Regions from separate parts of the Homo sapiens genome. Here region 1 is linked to region 2. Evidence: chromatin loops called from intact Hi-C (ENCODE). Cell type or tissue: endothelial cell of umbilical vein. All regions are shown on one strand.

Region 1 (2,500 bases), 100 kb before region 2:
TCCGGCCCCTGTGGTGACAGAGGCCTTGCACTCTCAGATCCTCTCTGAGACAGGGAAAGGAGTCCAAACCTGGCATCTAGTTTAGAACCCAGGAGTTAAGAGAAAGGGGTGCATTGAAGGTCTTCTAAACTCACTGTTGTGTTTGAAAGAAGACACTGGAGTCAGAGTGTAAGAAAATGGGTTGGGGACCAGAGCTGAGATACCAGAGTGTGCCCTGGGGAAAGGGAATAGAGGGCAGATGCAGCAAGAGGCGGCAGGTGGTCCTCTGTCAAGGCTGCTGCTGTTCCTGTTCTCCAGTGCCCCTCCTAAAGGGAGGGAATCCCAGGACTCGAGGGTTTTAGAGCCTCTGACTTACAGATGTGGAAACTGAAGCCCAAGAAAGGTAAATGATTTCCCCAGTGTCACATAATGAGTAGAAAAACGAGGTCTACAACACCCACTCCTGAGGCCCAGGACAGTACCTCTCTACTGTCCCCCAAGCCTTGATTTATACAGAGGAAATGACAGAAATGTAGGGATGCCCCCTGAGAATAATCCAGACTCGGGTAGAGAGGAGCTGGCAGGGGTGAGATGGGGTGGTGTGGGGTAAGGGCAGAGAAGATGGAACACTGCCTTGAGAAGAGGGCTTGGAGGAACTCCAGCAACACTGGGGTGGGAAGAACTAAGTGTTCTGTGAAACCAGCCATCTCTCAGCAGTCAGCAATCAAACCACACCCTGAGTCAGCCCGGGATTCCACTGCCTTGGTCTCTCTGGGCCTCTCTCCGTAGCTGGCTGTGTGTTCTTCAGTATTGTCAGTGGGGCTGCAGGGGAGGAAACAGAAGAGGCTAGGAATTGTGGTCCTAACCCACTGTGAACCAGTGGAGGGTGAGGGGAAATGCTTTTGAAGGAAGATAGTTATGTGGGAGCCAGTTATCTGTTTTCTTATTTATTCCTTCAAAATAAAGAGATTTGATCAAGGTAGGCCCCCATTCCTGCCAGCTGCAGTGGGTGGGCACGGTGGAGCTCCGGTTGCCGCATTCCAAGTTGCGTGTGCCATCAGTTGCTGTTCCAGAGAGCCTGGGCCCCCTGACGTTCACCTGCATCTCAGCGAGTGCGTCACTGGCAGCGGCTCCCATGATGTGCAAAAGCAGGTGCAAACTAATGCTCCCGTCTTCGATCTGCTGGCCAGTTATGAGTGCCAGTGAGTACCCTGGCTGGGCCTGGTTGCTGGGGTGATGGGATTGTTACCATGGCCTCCCAGTGACTAATCCCCAGAGAGACAACAACAGGCTCCTTTCGAGGAAATGAGGGTCATTTTTGCATCATTTTGCCCTGACTCTTGCTGCTTCTGAAAGCCGAGCTCTCTGGCCAAGGCGACTGACCCCTGTGGGTGATGATAAGCCCTCAGTCTGAGGCTTAGGCCATCTGGTGCTGACGCGGCTGCAGGGTGTTGTCTTCCCTGTTAGTCAGGGCAAGCCTGGTGCCTGGTGATCTTCCTTCTCCAGCTCGTGGCCTCGGCTCTCCTCTTCTGTGCTTTCCTTTTCCTCAGGAACTTTCGCTTTCCTCAGCAAGGCCATATCACAATGCAGGATTTCTCTTCACTGTGGTGAGCAGGCTTCCTTTTTGAACCTAAGCCAGTTTCAGGTGTTAGGGTCACTACTCTGTCAGGGGTGGCAAGATGGGCCCCCCCACCTTTCTCGTTCGTCCCTGGTTCAGTGAGGATGACTCCTCCAGCCCCAGCTTCAGGCCTGACTCTATTGGGAGCATCCCTCCTGAGCACCCCAGCCAGCACTGGCACCTGCCCTTTGCCCTCCTGAGTTCACTCAGCCACAGACTTCTTCCATCCCAACAGCCAGATGAAGGTCAGACCCAGGCTGTCATGACAGTGCTGCCCGAGAAGTTCTGCAGGGCAGGGGTGGGGCCCAGGAGAGGCCTCTTCACTGGCCACGGTGGCGACCCCTCCCTCACCATCCTGCTGTTATCCAAGGAGGCGTAAAGGGTGACATCAGAGACCTGGGAAGCCCTCATCCTACCCACCAAACTCCAATTCTGTTCTCAAATCTCCCAGAAGATGCTTGGTGGATTGTGAAAGCCTGGGCTTCCTTGTTTTTGCTGCTCTATTTTGACTACAGCAGTCCCCATGGCAAGACCTCTCATGGGCAGAAGAGCAGAATGGAGAGTGGCTCTGGTGGTGGCGGGCCAGTACAGGGAGGGTTTTTCTCTGCACACGTGGGGCAGGGTGTGTACATTGAGATAGAATGGCATGTTGGGAATCTGTGCACCTTTCAGAGTGTCTGTTTGTAAAGAGTACACAGCCCCAGTTTGGATGTGAATGTCTGTATGAGCGTTAGGAGGAGAATGGGATTCAAGAGATGTGCTCTGACCTGTTCACTGATGCATCATGATGAGCTAAAAGTAAGAAATCCCTCCCTGAATGTCAAAATGGCCAGGAAATCGTTGCTGTATTTCAGTAATTGGGTTTGTCAGAAGTGAATTTCTTGTGAGGCTGATCTACAGGAG
Region 2 (2,500 bases):
TTTTCTTTGGAGGCTGGGAGGTGAAGGAAGGGAGCCTCCGTTCCCTGCCAGCCACGACGCCAAGCTCACCCCGGTGCAGTTAGCCCCTCTCTGTAGAGATCATTGTCCTCCTTTGACATCTGGGGAGACTGAGGCTGGGAGAAGAAAGAAAAGTCAAGCCCTGCCTCCTGGGGTTCTCAGTCTAGCTGGGGCGGCGTCAGGTGGGAGGGGCTCGTGAGTGGGAACAGAGCAGGTCCTCCCTGGGTGCCCGCCGGTGCCCTGCCTGCAGAGTCACAGGCACTGTGCTCCGGGTGCCCCTTCTCTCTGGCTGGGCTTGGCGTGGCAGATGGACCACCTTGAGGAGGGCAGGAGGGGCTGCCAGGCCCTCAGGAAGTCAGATGAGCTTCCCTATCTCCTGGAGCCCCCCAGGAATGGGACACCACACGGCCACAGCCACCAATGCTTGCTCACTTGGGTTTATCTCCAACCCTCTGATCCGACTGGAGGGTGTGCCACTGGCCTCAGTCACAAACCTTTTCACATCCTGCAGAACCAGATGTAAAGGTTGGCTGGCCAGGCACAACCCACCCCCGCCAATCCCCGCCACCCCCACAACACACACACAGACAGACAGAAACACTTCCTCCATGCCCAGCGCCCCTCCTCCCACACTCACCACACGGATATCCCTGCGGACACACCTCGGGCACAAATACGTTCTCCACCCACGCCCTGTCCCCTTGGGGGCATAGACAGCACACACGCCTGTGCTCGCCTCACAGCCCCCGAAACCTCCCTCCCACCACAACCCCACAGACACAAAGATGCCTCCACTCCCTTCCCAGACACTGCCCTGGCCTCAGCAAGCTCACACATTGAGACTCCACCTTGTCCGAGACTGCACGCTTGTGCCCTCACGTGCTCAGGAACCCACTCTGCAGGTATCCACATGCCCAGGAACCTGAGCCAAGCCCCTCACGACCCTAGCCTGGATCAAGTCATTTATGGTGATAAAGCACTTATTTATAGTTCACAGGTTCTGAAAGGCAAGTGTGTGTGTGTGTGTGTGTGTGTGAGAGAGAGAGAGAGAGAGAGAAAAAAAAAATGAGCAGGGTGTGGGACAAGCAGGGCAGAGAGGAAGAAAGGGAAGGAAAAGTTCTGTGACTCACTTGCAGCTTAACAATGCCACATCTCAGCTCACCAGGCCAGGGGGAAGGACCCATTTGTCAACACAGCCAGGGCCTGGCTGTGGGCCAGTCAAGTGAGGTCCTGTCTCCTAGGCCGATGAGATAGGGAGGTGAGGATCCCCCTCAGAGACAATTGCTGTTCCCCCGTCTGCACCCTGGGGGGTATGCACTCTGGGCGGCCCCAGAGCCCTTCTGTTTATCCTTACCATAACTCCCCAGCTGAGGCGGCCCCACCACTCACAGCCTGGACCCTGCTTCCGTCTCTAGGACCCCGTGTTCCCCATCCAACCCTCCAGGCCATTCTTCTCGCTGTGCCTCCTGCCTGCAGTGCCCTCCATCCCCTCTGCACTTGGTCCGCTCCATCCTTCAGGCTCCAGCGCCTTCCCCTGTTCTGCCTCCCGCTTCTGAACGCTTCCTGCTTTCTCCAAACCACAGTCTCTTTTCCATGTTTTCTGGATAGTGAGCCACTACTCTCTTCCCAGTTAGACTATGAGCTCGTCAAGGGCAGGCCCTGGAATTTCTTCCTCTGCCCCCAGAAAGTCCCACCCAGGACCCCAGCAGGGCTGTGGAGCAGCAAGTGCCAGGATGTTCTTGAGAGGCAGACAGTAAGGGACTGAGAGGGACTGAAAAGGCCAAGTGAACCCTTCTGCAGCCTCTGCCTGGCAGGTCCTGGACAAGCCCCTCCACAGCTTAGGCAGGCTAGGGCCGCAAGGATTTCTCACCAGGTCCTGTCTGACACCAGGGTCTGGGGGACAGAAGCTGGGGGCCCAGAGAGCAGCACATGGCCTCACCTGCCTGGTGCCAAGCTCATGCTAGTTTTCCTCAGGAGCACACCCATCCCTACAATAGCCCTGTGACCTAGGGGCTTCCACTAGCTCAGGAAACTGAGGCTTAGAGAGGCCTGGGGATTGCCCAGGTCACCTAACTGGTGAGCAGCAGAGCCCCAGATCCATGCTCTTTCCTCCATTCCCTACCGCCCCTGCCCCCACAGTCCCTGCCCCCAGCAGCCCCTGCCTCTGAATCTCACTGGTCTCAGACCTCAAACTTTTGCTCTGTTTCATCTCCTGAAACTCTGCTCATTTCTTCCCCTATCACTCTCCTGAGCCTCCACCCCTTTGCCTCACTGCACCTCCTTTTACTTGCCCCTGGAGCAGAAGAAGGAAGAAGGCCCATAGCTGTGGGCATCTGTATATGCTGTTTCTCAGAGGGAGCGAGGCTTAGTACACAATTCTGGATGTGGAAAGCCTTTTCTTTTTTTTATTTAAAAGTATAATTTTTAAAAATATAATAGGGGCCGAGCGTGGTGGCTCATGCCTGTAATCCCAGCACTTAGG

Evidence for each region. Peaks named below come from ENCODE experiments on the same cell type or tissue, not always from the same donor. Only the 100,000 strongest peaks of a DNase experiment are listed, where the experiment ranks them.
Region 1: it touches region 2 in a loop (9-fold over the local background); 1 of 110 quality-filtered maps calls a loop at or near these places.

The regions. Positions count from the first base shown.
Region 1 is chr2:43,268,112-43,270,611 of GRCh38, reverse strand. All of the region lies in intron 36 of THADA (THADA armadillo repeat containing), which reads left to right. Among named protein-coding and RNA genes, the nearest start is that of LINC01126, 42 kb to the right of the region's middle. In endothelial cell of umbilical vein, a CTCF peak has its summit at 1,384; a DNase peak (open chromatin) is centred at 1,261; H3K27ac peaks cover 2,237 bases.
Region 2 is chr2:43,167,576-43,170,075 of GRCh38, reverse strand. No RefSeq gene overlaps it. Among named protein-coding and RNA genes, the nearest start is that of ZFP36L2, 58 kb to the left of the region's middle. RefSeq lists enhancers at 1-126, 1-446, 1,739-2,385 and a silencer at 550-609. In endothelial cell of umbilical vein, no CTCF peak of the experiment used is centred here; a DNase peak (open chromatin) is centred at 1,165; H3K4me3 peaks cover 493 bases; H3K27ac peaks cover 2,386 bases.